3 separate regions of the Homo sapiens genome follow, and all the other regions are linked to region 3. The links are chromatin contacts, found by Hi-C or POLR2A ChIA-PET in ENCODE. All regions are on one chromosome and are shown on one strand. The core of a region is the stretch at or near the end of the contact, and the rest is flanking DNA. Distances in the headings are between cores, read along the strand shown.

Region 1 (4,516 bases), core at 954-3,453, 470 kb after region 3:
TCTGGTAAGAAAAAAGAAACACGTATCCAGGAGACCAAAGTAGCCTCTTTTATAAATTGCTGCGTTCAGTGTTTCTGTCCACATTCATTTCTGCAGCTGCCTCCCCTCTTGATGTTTCTGGTAAGCAGACTCTGGTATCTTCCCCTAAGAGGGACTCTCTTTCAGAAAATGCTTCCTGCATCTCGCATAGTTCAGAAGCCTCTGGAGTGGTGAATTGGCTGCAGCTTCCAATGGTGATAGCATCACCAGCCCTCACAGAAGGGCAATCTGAGCACCTCAGAGCTTTTGCCTCATTGGGCACCCAATGAGGATTGTCTCTCTCTTTTCCACCCTTCCTCTTGGGGAGCTGTGGCCATCTTACCCTAAATGTATTTTCCCCCATTTTCAGAGGAGGCAAATGTGGCATGCCAAATGCATTTTTAGTGACTGAGATCTTAAACGTATTTTCCATCTGTGCTAGGTCATTACGTCGTTAAACCCCTTGATATTTTAATGATTTTTATGGTCAAGCGATGCATAGGTTTGTTCAAGTTATTATTCTCTACATGTGCCATTGCTCATAAGATGCTCCAGCAAGAGCCCGCCGAAGGCTCATTTAATACATGGCACTGTTCTCAACGTGTCCTTTCTCGGCAGCCCAACCCCGGCACTGGCAATGGTCACAGCAGAGCATATCACACCAGGCTTTGGGTGTAAAGACGGAGAGTACAGTTCAAATGACGCCTGCAAATCCCTTCAGAAATTGCCGTGTTGGAGACCCTGACACCATTTCTCACTAAGCATAGGACGGGCTCTCTCTCCGGTGCAGAAGCAGAGTGTTGTCTCTTCAGTAAAGCCCCAGGACAGGACTGGCCTGTGTCTAGGGGCCATGCTAGTATTATACAAAGGCTTGCTAGTGCTCACGTATGAGAATGAGGCAGGAACCAACATCTATTGGGAACAGCAGATTTATATCCCCTTATTGAGTGAAATGGGCAGAATTGCCTACACTATTTAAATGTTCTCTCTCTCTCTCTCTCTCTCTCTCTCTCTCTCTCTCTCTCTCTCTCAGTTCAGCCTTACTAAACATACAGCAGTGTACAGCATGGCTGGATATAATATGGCAGACACAGACAGGACTGGACAATGGTCCAGGATACCCAGGTTTCAAAGTCACAAGCCTTTCAGAGATTGCTAATGCAAAAGGACTTAGGAGGCGGTAGACTTAAAGCAGGTAGAAGTCCTTGCCTTCTCTGGGCTTCAGTTTCCTCACCTGTAAGATGCATGCTTTTGAGTAGGATGATCCCAAGGCTCCCTTCTGCACCCCCTGACATTTGGTGAGTTTGCAGCCGAGAAAGACTGGCCACCTGGGACAGCCTCAATGACCCAGTGGCCTCCTAGAAAAGCACCAGCCCCCTCCTGTCTCCTCCTGGGAATGTCATAAGACAGAGTTTGGTAAGAGTAAGAACAAAGATGAGAAATGGCTTCTCTAGAGGACGCCTGGAAATCCATTCTACTTGCCTCCTGTGTCTCTTCAGTTGAGCAGATCTTAATCTAGCACCTGCTAAAGACAGAGTGCTGAGTTCTAACCCCTGGCACTTCAGAGTGTGACTGTGTGGGGAAATGGGGTCTTTACAGAGGTAATCAAATTAAGATGTCAGTAGGGCGGGCCCTAATCCAAGAGGACGGTCATCCTTATAGGAAGAGGAAAATGGGACACAAACAGTACAGAGGGAAGACAATAAGAAGACATTTCTTATCATTTAATAAAACAATCAAACTTATATCAAGGTTGGAGTTTCACAATGTCAGGGACAGTTCTCAATGGGCTGTGTTTGTTAGGTACTGGAAAAGTAAAGAAGTTATATAAACTGTCCCTGACATTGTGGAACTCCCAGTCTTAGTATAAGTTTGAATGTTTTATTAAAATGGAGAAAACTGAGTGTTTGGTTTTGGTTGGGGGTGAAACCCATTGGGAACAACTCTATGGCATATCAGGGCTTCTTTCTGAATGAATTTCTAGATTTACATCTCTTCGTGGCTGTGGTCATCATTAGTGCTGTTTACCAGATATTTCCAGTTCCCTTTCTACTGAGTAGATAGTAGATCCATTTGTCTTTGAGCCACTAAAATTAGGTGTGGCTATGTGGCTTGCTTTGCTGATGAAATGTGAACAGAAGTCATGGGTTTCGCTTTCAGGCAAAAGCCTGAAGAACCATCACATGCTCTCCCCGTGGTTCCTTTTTGGTGCTACGGTAGTGAGTAATAATCTAGAGGGTGGAGGCTGGCTAGCCTGTGTCTCTGGATGAGGATGAAGTGGAGTAGAGACCTTGCTGATCCATGAGGGACATGGAAGATGAGCAAGAAACGAGCCTTTGTGGGTTTAAGCCATGGAGATTTACAAAACCTTTTATTATTGAAAATTTCAAATATATATGTATATATACAATACAATATATATATGCATATATATAATATCAAACCTGTTGTACCCATTACTCAGCTTCAGCAATGATCAGTGCTCAAATATCAATGATCAATGTGTAAAGCCTCTGTGATTTGGAAATTTTTTGTTGCTACAGCACAACCCAGACAGACCCCACCGAAAATGAGAGGAAAGAATGTGGTTTTACAGAAACATGAGACGAGCGACAAGGAGCTAAAGAGAGTGGACACAAAATGCTTGAGATTTGATTTGTATGCTCTATTTTTAAAAATGTGTATGCTTTTAGTAATTCAGGAGAGCTGAACATCTGCTTGAATTAGTTGAAGTAAAAGATGCTTGTCTTAGTCCATTTGGGTTGCTAGGACAGGAATCCACAGACTGGATAGACATTTATTTCCCACAGTTCTGGAGGCTGGGAGGTCTGAGATCAAGGCGCTGGCAGATTTGGTGTCTGGTGAGGGCTGGATTTCTGGTTCATAGAGAGCGCCTTCTCCCAGAGTCCTCTTGTGGCAGAAGGGGTTTCTTTCATAAGGGCTTTAATCCCCTCCATTAAAGGGCTCTTCAGGGCTCTGTCCCCAAGACCGAATCACCTCCCAAAGCCCCACCTCCAAACACCGTCACCCTGGGGCCTAGGATTTCCACCTGTGAATTTTACCTAGCATTGCTGGACACTCAGAGTGGGCCTGCTTTGTGGACTCCTGTCCCTTCATCTCCACCTAAGGCCACCTCCTCCAGCTCACCCTCCAGCACTCCTGGTAGCTGGCACTTAGCTTCTCATGAGCTCTGCGATGTGTTTTCTGTGGAGAGAGATGGAAGCCCTGTGGCCTTGTGCAGGGACCTACCTCAGCTTTCTGGGCCCGGCTTTGCACATCTGGCCTCATGAAGGACGTGTAGCTGCTGCGGACTTCAGGGGCAGCTCCAGAGAGTTAGGCCTGCTGAACGGTTAAGTCCTGTTCTTTCCACAGAGCCAGTTTGATGTAGTGCATTTTAAGTCACACGGGGACCTTGAGGCACATGTTTTGTTATCCCTTAGGTATACTTGTTGCAATGATAGTAGTGTAGCAAAATATCCCAGCAAAACCTCCACTGGTGGCTGAGCCCACTGAGGACCTGTGTTTGCTGGGTTAACTTTCTCTCTGTGTAGTTCCTAAAGGACCGGAGTGTGTTGCCCAGCTACCCATGCTTTTCTGCTAGTCTACTGGACTGCCACGGAGCTGGCACTGCTACTGTTATTCTGATTTTGTAGTGTAGGTAATTGGGCAAGTCTCCCCTCTACTCTTCTTTGTAAAAGTTAATTATTTCTCCATTGAGTTTCTCAAAAAGAAATCCAGTTGGAATTTTGATTAGCATTGCATTAAATTTATAGGTTCATTGTTCATATAACTAGGTCTTTATAAATGTCATCCAAAGTAAGTCATCTTACATGAGGTCATCCTACCCAAAATGTGGAATGTACTCTATTTATTCAGATCATTTTATGTTTCCTTATTAGAATTTAAGACATGTTTTTAGAAGTTTTGGGTATTCTTGGCTATTACCTAGATATATTTTGTAATTCTTGCTGCTATTGTAAATGGTATCTTTTTAATAATATTTTTCAGCAGTTATTGTGGGTGGACAGAGATGTTGTTGATTTTTGCAGGTAGATTTTGTGTCTGGTGAACTTGCTGAACCTTCTGAGTTCTAATTGGTTTGAATCTGTTTTTTCTTTTTCTTTTTTTGAGACAGGGTCTCTGTCACCTAGGCTGGATGCAGTGGCACGATTTTGGTTCACTGCAACCTCTGCCTCCTGGGCTCAGTTGATCCTCCCACTCAGCCTTTGGAGTAGCTGGGACCACAGACATGTGCCATGATGCCTGGCTAATTTTTTGTAGAGGTAGGGTTTTGCCATGTTGCCCAGGCTGGTCTTGAACTCCTGAGTTCAAAGCAATCTGCCCATATCAGCTTCCCACAGTGCTGGGATTACAGGCATGAGCCACTGCACTGGGCCTGAATCTGTTTTTTCTAAATTGACAGGTTACTTTGTTTTTTTACTGCTACAGTAAGAAGCACCCTCCCCCAACCCCAGTTAATCTCTGTGATAGGTGGGGG
Region 2 (4,382 bases), core at 1,419-3,918, 490 kb after region 3:
TGATTGTTTTCAGGACAGCTACCCTCATCCTAGGCTGATCTGAGTTTCTGGGTCTTTCTCTGCCTGTTCTTTCCTCTCCCCTTCCCTTCCCTGCTGCAGAAAGTGTTTTATGTGGGTGTCAGCAACATCAGGACCTTTCAAGCCCCTTGCCCCAGTATCATCCCTGAATGCAAAACTCACTCAGAGGCCTGGGGAAGAGATTCGAACTCTGCTTTTCCTCTGCCACCTCAGGTGTGTTCCAGCTTACAAGACACTTTCACAGAAAAAAAGTTCAGGGAATGGAATTGGAAGGCAAAAATAGCTGCTCGATGCTGACTTGGCACATTTGACTTTGACCAAATCATCCAGCGCCTCGTCCTTAGTACTCTGGTTTCCACAGAATAATCCTCATGCAGTGAGTAGTGGAAGTCAGGAGGAATAAACTGCCTAGATGTCATGAAGGGAAAACAATGCACAATAGACTTGTGCAGAATCTATTCCTGTCCGTTTCCCTGTGAATCCAGATTGCTGAACACTGGCCGATGTCTGAGCTGTGGTTTCCCCCTGGATTTGAAATTTAGTTACTAGAAGACAATGCTTTTGAATGGCTTCTTGGCCATGACTTTCACAGGGCCTGCTGGCTGTTGCCTGATGATTGTCTGATAGGCCTAGCCCCTTGGCAAAGCAATGTTTCATTTGCAAAACTACGCTTGTCCGGTGCCTCCTGGGAACTGAAAGCCTGGCATCAGCAGAGGAACGCAAATTGGGCAAATCACGGATCTCCCAGGCGTGCGTTGCTTGGGGGCCATGGTACACAGCACTGCTAAAAGTCTAGGACAATCTATGTGTTTTAGGAGCAAACCAGTGCCTTGCACTTCTAAGCTGTATCCTTTGCTCCCTCCCTGAGAGGCAGCCGTGTGCTCTGGGCTTCCTAGGTAAGTGACTCACACCAACTATAAGCCTGGCTTATGACCTAGAAAAGGAAACAGGAAGTGGCTTAGAGACATAAAGAGCACAGCCCAGAAGGGGCTGCTGTGGAATTCTCCTCAGATGAGACGGAGTCCAGTGGGCAGAGGGGCAACTTAGCATCCTCTCTTTCCCCATGTTACCACGATGCTCTTGGCAGGGACCATTTGATGGGGATTCGGATGTCTTCCTGGGGTGGTGAGCAGGGGTGAGGGAGGGGGAACTGCTGCTGGGTCAGTAGCTCCTCTCCAGAGTGAGCCCATCTGTGGAATGCCATGCCCCTTCTCTATCCCATCTTTGCAAGTGGGCTTGGGTTCTTGGGATGAGTTCTTCAGGCCTTATAAATGCAAACTGTGCAGAGGTGCCTCCAACAAGAAAAACCAGTCTCTGGCAGGGCCCCTAAGGGCAGGATTCTGGAGAGGCCGCCCTGTCCTCAGTTTGGCCCTGGGACATTCTGGCCGAAAGTAGGATGGCTGCGGCAGAGGGAGGAGAGGGGCCTCCCTGTTGATGGAGGCCACCATGTAGGGCTTCACTATGCTTCCCTTTCTGGCTCTCCCAGGGAGGAAGGGTGGCTGGCAGCTGGCGGCAGGGCTTGTGAAGGCTTAGCCCTGGGCCTGGTCCTGCTTCTCTTAGAGGTGGCTGGTTGTGCAATGGCATCCTGGCTGCTCCTCTTGGAGCCCTGTGACCACAGTTCCAGGCTCCACCCCCATTTCTCACCGCCGGTGGTGAGAAATGGAATTTTTTTGTTTTGTGTTTTTATGCTGTTCCCGTAACACCCAGCACCAGTCCCCAAGGATGAGTGCTGAAGATCCATAGCCATGGCAGGGCAGGGCCTAGGTACTGAAGGAAGATCCCACTCAGAGTTCAGTTCCACCCACTGCAAAACGCCCTCCGAGGACCCTCACTAGACCAGTTCCTCCAAGTGCGGTCCGCAGGCTGCCATCAGCGGGATCACGGGGTGAGGAAGGGGCTGTTTAAAACACGGGTTCTTGGCCCCATCTGCAGACCCCCAGAATCTAACCCTCTCAGGGAGAGTCCTGGAAATCTGTGTATCTAGAAGCACTTTCTTCCCCAGGCTGGCCAGCTCAGAAATGTCTAAAAACTTTTCTCGATACCAATCCTGGTCTCATTTATTATCCTTCTCATGAAAATGATTTGCTTCCTTTCAGCCTTGTATGACCTCTGAAAATATGACCTGAAGCAGATGGATGCACTCACATAAGAAACATCACCTGTGGCCTTCATCGGTAAGCATGGATTGCTGTTTTCACTCAGGGGCTTTGAAGGAAGACACCTTTGATCATTGGGCTGCCTCTACTTTTCGCTGAGTTGTCACTATTAAATGCCCTTCCCTGGCTTTGCCTTCTCTCTTCTCCACCAGAAAATGGGCCTGCTGCTTGAAGAAGTTGGGCTCTTGGAGTTCTCTAGCACAGGGGCCATGAAAATCAATGACTTCCTTGTTTGCTGACGGAGCAGAGGTAGAATCTCTTGGTGTTTCCACGGAGAAAACACTGACCATGAAGAGCCAAGAAAGATGACATGATGAAGCCATCAGGGGAAGCACCAAACATCCTCAACTCTGCTCACCCATGGTTTTCTCCCGCCCTCCCAGAGCTCCTCCTGCGTGAGTAATGCAGTGTGTGCTGGTGCAGTGTCTCACTGAAAAAAGAAAGAAACCCTGATTTGCAGCATTGGCCAATTTCTGTAGTGTAAATACTCCCACCATAGCAGATTTCAGGTTACCAAGGGTTTCACAACTGGTTCACAAGTCTTGACTGTAATGACCAGCTCATGCAACTCCAGCATCTCATCATCTCCGCCCTGTCCCAGAAAATCCCCACATCACACCCAGGCTGAATATCACTTTCAGCTTCTCAGTCAGAAGGAGAAGTGGTTAACTATGCCAGGATGGTAATGACTAAATATCAGAATGGTGAGTGTGGAGGGTCAGGATGTCTGCCAAATTGGAGATGACTCTTCACTTCTCAATCTTGGTGTCTCATCTGGGGAAGCTGGAGGGAGACATGCACAGCTTCTCATGAACAGTCCTGGAAGCCCTTACCCCAAGGCCTCATGGGGCTCTCTCCAGGGCTTGCTCTTTGTCACTCCTTTAAAAGCCTGTCATTCATTGCCAGAGAACAGAAGACTCCATCCTAAGGCCAAGTTGAAAACGGCAGGCTTGGGAGCTGTCTAGACTCTGGGTCCTGGCTTTTGTCTTGGCTGGTGTCAAAATGGACTCTTTAAAAACTGTCCTCAGGAAGATTCCCCATCCAACTCTGAACAGCCTGGACTGATCTTTTTCTGATTTTTAGGGGTCTTGTGAACAAGAGTCAGGTGGGCGGGCAGCTCTTGTAAAGCTGAACATAACCAAATTTGTCCATAGCCTGTGACAGCAAAGATCACAAAATTCTTCCCTCCCCTTTAGGGCCTGGGAGTGACGCCGAACCAAGGGGAGGATAGTGACCTATTTTATCTCCCAAACATTGGGCAGCCAGTTGCATTTGCAGATTTAAAATCCACCCACACTACTGCAGTTTCTGTTCTCCTGCCCCCCCGAGCATACTTCTGGCTGGAGCTGGTTTTGTAAAGTGGAGTTGGCTGTGGGTGTGGGAGTCCTCCTCGGAGAGCCTGGTCTGACAGCCCCAGTCAACAGCCCTCCCATGGGCATTTGGGCTGCTCCAGTCCCGGCAGGTGCACAGCTCAGGGGAATCTGGTTTTGTCTTGGTCTCAGCCAGGGAAGTCTAGTTAAAGAAAGAAAAGGTTGGCCGGGTGCAGAGGCTCACACCTGTAATCCCAGCACTTTGGGAGGCTGAGATGGGCAGATCACGAGGTCAGGAGTTTGAGACCAGCATGGCCAACATGGTGAAACCCCGTCTCTACTAAAAATACAAAAATTAGCTGGGCGTGGTGGCAGATGCCTGTAATCCCAGCTACTTGGGAGGCTGAGGCAGGAGAATTGCTTGAAACCAGAAGGTGGAGGTTGCAGTGAGCCGAGATCGCGCCACTGCACTCCAGCCTGGGCAACAAGAACAAAACTCTGTCTCAAAAAAAAAAAAAAAAAAAAAAAGGTCTCGGTGGAAATGGCCTTGAATCTGGGGTCTCTCTCATATTCTAATCACTCAATCACTTAACAAATACTTATTGAGGGCCTACTAGGTGCCACACATTGGAAGACAGTGGAGGGTGAAGCAGAGTCTGCCCTCAGGGAGCTTACAGTTTAGATTACAGGCAAGACAGCCCTTACACACATAATTCCAGATGAGTCAATAATGACCAGGGTGCAGAGGCTTTGAAGCAGAAGCATAAGGTGCAATGGGAGCATAAAACAGGGAAGCCTAATGCAGACTGAGGGGCCTGAGGAGGGTTCCTTGAGAAAGTGAGGTTGAAGCTGAGAACCTGAGGAGTGGTTTTCACGCAGTGCAATTGAAGGTTGAAAG
Region 3 (3,872 bases), core at 1,373-3,872:
AAGAAGGGAAGTACATTACAAAGCATGTGGCAAACCATTATCGTATATTATAATGATAAGGGTAAAAGCTGAAAAATATTTATGTGTCAGCATGAAGATACTAAGAATGCATGACAATTAGGTTGGAATGAAGGACCTATCAAGCCATATTTATTCTTATTCCATACCTTGTCATATGAAACTGGGTGGTTTGTAAGAAACTCTCTGGTCAGTTACCATGACATAACTAACATATTATTACATAAACTTCAACCTTGAAATTGTTTGCTTAATTGTCTAGGATGTAAAATTAAATTTACTCAGTGTACATTTAAGTAAATTGAATTTGCATTTCTTTACAAAGCAACCCACTTCACTGATCTTGTTAAAATTAACTCAACCAGTATTTTAAAAATCCTTAAGATTCTTTTGGAGTTAGTATAAAACAAATGTTTTCCTCTTTGCATGAATTGCAGTACAAGTAAAATAATGATTATAGCAGACACATAGAGTCTCGACTTTTTAACCACCACATAGAGTCTTGACTTTTTCCATGCTATCTGCCTCTAGGTTGATGGTCAAAGCATATGGATCTGCCATTACTGGCAACATAAAATATCCGCACTCCAGGGTCTTGTTGAAGCCTATGACCTCAAACATTTCACTGCCTAATTCATTTTAAATGCTGTATTTCAAGAATAACATGCTTAAAGGATTGTCAGGATATTTGTCCTCGTCTCAAACTGGGCATTCAGTTTCTACTTTATGAAGAAGGCTCATTAAATAAAATTTTTGGAAGTCTTTGCATTAGGAAAATATATGCCTCTTCTTGATCAATTGGTTACTCTTGATCTCAAAAACACTATAAAATCCTCTGGTTGGCCGATTTGTCACACTGTTCTGGTTTCGTATTTTCCTTCTCTTTAACGTCATACTAGTTTGCCCACTTATTTTTATCTTGTTTTATAGTAAGTGTTTTCTGTGTGCTGCCTGAAATTCCCTGGAGTAACGCAAGTGTAAACATGTAAGAATAAATATATTTCAGACTAGATAAAGGATCAGTGCTTATATGGCCAGAGGAAAAAAATCTCAAATGAATCTATGACAGTAAACAAGTGCTAAGATACCAATAGAACATTTGAAGAGATTTTGAGTCATCGAAGCCAAAAGTATGTGCCCACCAAAACAAGTGCCAAGAATCTTTGAAAGAAGGAACTGTTCTTCAACAATTTTTTCAATGCAGCAAACACATAGGCTTTGTCCATGGAGCATGTAAGTCTGGGCTTACTTATGTTCCCCAAATAAGTGCCCTTTGTGTGTGGAGCACAAGAAAATACATATATGCCCTGTCCTGTTAAGGTGCGAATTTAATTTCTACATTATACAATTATCAACAATAAGGAGTATTGTCAATTACTCCTTATTATACATTATACAATTATCAACAATAAGGAGTATTTTAATTCTCAAGAGCAGAATTAAAAATTGGATGTTCAAAGCCACAAGCCAACATCTCCAACTTGCTCTTTTATGATGTTTCAGTCACTAAATGCAGTGGCTGAGTGTTATCTGGCTTTTCTGTTCAAATTCTCTATGAGGCTCTAGAAATAACTTAGCCAGTATAATGTAACACTGGCAACTTAATTTCTACCTTCAGAGCAAGACTGGAACTGAAACTGCAAAACAGCTTGTGAAATATCAGCCAAATTACTTCCCCGAACTCCTGTTCCATATATGCTGTGCATTGTTAAGTATTTTAAGACCTCTTATATTCGATAACCCCCCTTACTATCCTGTAAAACGCTTTATAAACACTTTCCTGGGTGTCAGATGCAAAATCTTACCCTCTTCAAGCTGCAGATAAGGACACCGAGATGTTGCCAAATATGCTGTTTTGTCCCAGAGCACATACTGAGGAAGTGGTAGAACCAGAACCAGTCTGTGACCCCTTTGTTTTACTTTTGCGGAACTCCTGGTCTCATTAAAGGTGCAATACCAGCGATGAGACACTGCGTGTGCCCAACAGGGACAAAGGTCATTGAGCAGTCCTAGGAATTCAGACTTTCAGAAATGTCTCAGAAGAACTAAGTAGAAGGCAGGTTGTGCAGGTGTGCAGTGCAGCCTCAAACTGGTACCACCGGGATCGGTTTGCAAAACAGGAAGGTGCAGTAGGGTGTGCCGGGACTTAGTTAACCTGGCACTCCCCCACCTCCTTCCCCGGCGCCCCGCTGCCAGGTTACTTCTGGCCCGGTGCCCTTAACGTACCTTTTCCGTGTTTAACTTGGAGGGCTACGTTCCCATCGCCCTTCTTCCTCTACCCGTCACCCTACAGGCCTACCTGACAAATGTGGGGACGGTTTAGCCAAGGCCCGTTGGCCCACGAATGCCCAGGCGTGTGCCTTATTTCTGAGAGTGGGAGGGAGACAGCCCAGGCCCTGCAAGGACGCGCCCGGCTAGGGGGGCGCGGTGGCGCGGTCGGGAGGGTGTTGTGTTCTCAGCAGGCCTCAGGGCGGCACTCTGGTTCTGCGGCCGGAGTGCTCGGGCGGGCCGCTGGGCGCCGACCCATGCTGGCTGGGAACGTGTCTCCCGGTGACGCAGCCCCGGGTGGGGAACGTGGTGCGGCGGCGGCGGCGGCGGCGACTGTACGCGCCTCCGCCGCCCCCGAGAGGACGCGCCGTGCAGCGGCTGAGTGGCGGCGGCGGCGACGGCAAACCCGGAGCTGCCGGCCGGCGCGCGGGAGGAGGACGCGGGTGCGGTCTAGGAAGTAGGTCCCGGGCTCCGCGCTCAACAAAGACGGGGCCGCCCCCATTAGGTACGGAGCCGGCCCTGGGCCCCGGCTGGCGGGGAGGCCTCGTCGGGCAGTTCGCGGGCGGCCGGGGAGGGGGAAGGGCCGCAGACCGAACGGGGATACGGGGCGCCGGGGGCCCTTCCAGGCCCCTTTCTCTTCCACGGCCCCTGGCGGGACGGAAGGGAAGGGGCCGGGCCGCGAGGGCGCGGGCCGCTGGGGGTCGTAGCCTGCGACGCCAACCAGCCTTTGCTCGTCCCTCGTGCAGACGGAGCTGCGGGCGGAGGCTCCATGTTGGGAAGCGGCGCCGTTCGTGCTTGTTAGCGGGAATCCGGGAGCCGCGGGGTGAGCTGGCGGGGGCCGGGCCCTAAGTGAAGATGGAGGCCCCGCTGCGGCCTGCCGCGGACATCCTGAGGCGGAACCCGCAGCAGGACTACGAACTCGTCCAGAGGGTCGGCAGCGGCACCTACGGGGACGTCTATAAGGTAAGTGAGGCTGGCCGTGCTTTTTTCCTGCGGTCGACTGGGTCCCGGGAATGGGGCCACTTTCCTGCGAAGTATTGGGGCGAGAGGAGGATGCTTTTATTGTTGCCTCTTGGGGAGAAAGCGGCCGGGGTCCCTTTTACTCGGTTCTGAGCACCCTCGACTCATGGCTTGTTCTAATCGCTACCAACAGGCAGAACTAACCACACAGTTGCAAACCGCTGTTGCACTTTTTTTGTGGTTTAAAGGCTTTTTAATAGGGCTTATTTATGGTATTGAAGGGAATTTGAATCTGCTTGTGGAATTACACCGAAGGATGCTCTAGTGTTAGCATGGAAAAATGCTTCATGGAAGATAGACAGGAAAGAATATTGACATTCAGACATTTGCATTTTTTTAAAAAAATTTGTTTCAATGGATGAGTTTGACTAAAAAAGCCATATGAAACCCTGTCTCTGAGCTTTAACTGTAAGCAAACTAATATTGGTGACATTTATGCAAGCATTATCCCATATAAAAAGATGCTTTTCCTGGTGGAAGTTTGATCGTTTGTTTTTGGTTGGCGATAAAAATGTGATATTAACTTGCTGGGTTTTGTTTTACTTTAGCGGTTCCTTTCAGGGATT

What was found. Hi-C counts contacts between places; a loop is a spot of excess contacts on that map. ChIA-PET counts read pairs that join two places held with the same protein, here RNA polymerase II (POLR2A). Pooled maps may share reads with other maps.
Region 1: a map of A673 shows a loop between it and region 3 (5-fold over the local background). The contact joins the enhancer-like site here to the promoter of MAP4K5 in region 3. A Hi-C loop is called at or near these places in 2 of 168 maps with a recorded cell type or tissue (A673 and B cell), 5 of 37 single-sample maps with no recorded cell type and 7 of 50 pooled maps.
Region 2: a pooled map shows a loop between it and region 3 (8-fold over the local background). The contact joins the enhancer-like site here to the promoter of MAP4K5 in region 3. A Hi-C loop is called at or near these places in 4 of 37 single-sample maps with no recorded cell type and 14 of 50 pooled maps. POLR2A ChIA-PET finds 5 or more read pairs at or near these places in 1 of 52 experiments (IMR-90).

What each region holds. Positions count from the first base shown.
Region 1 is chr14:50,062,803-50,067,318 of GRCh38, reverse strand. The region is part of intron 2 of LINC01599 (long intergenic non-protein coding RNA 1599); the gene reads left to right. Among named protein-coding and RNA genes, the nearest start is that of LINC01599, 40 kb to the left of the region's middle. RefSeq lists enhancers at 1,995-2,354, 2,725-2,774, 4,330-4,516. Within about 2 kb of position 2,203, at least 8 of the 41 ENCODE cell types and tissues checked have a DNase peak (open chromatin) inside an H3K27ac peak, as active enhancers do; they include B cell, where a contact is called at or near this core.
Region 2 is chr14:50,037,202-50,041,583 of GRCh38, reverse strand. LINC01599 (long intergenic non-protein coding RNA 1599) reads left to right here. Exons shown (of 9, transcript NR_131171.1): 5 at 2,115-2,192; 6 at 2,327-2,569. Among named protein-coding and RNA genes, the nearest start is that of LINC01588, 32 kb to the right of the region's middle. RefSeq lists an enhancer at 2,930-2,979 and silencers at 2,839-3,133, 3,570-3,659. Within about 2 kb of position 2,668, at least 16 of the 41 ENCODE cell types and tissues checked have a DNase peak (open chromatin) inside an H3K27ac peak, as active enhancers do.
Region 3 is chr14:50,531,319-50,535,190 of GRCh38, reverse strand. MAP4K5 (mitogen-activated protein kinase kinase kinase kinase 5) reads left to right here and starts at 2,622. Exons shown (of 33, transcript NM_006575.6): 1 at 2,622-2,743; 2 at 3,033-3,249. The coding sequence starts at 3,142. It also overlaps a transcript of ATL1 not described here. RefSeq lists a silencer at 2,299-2,928.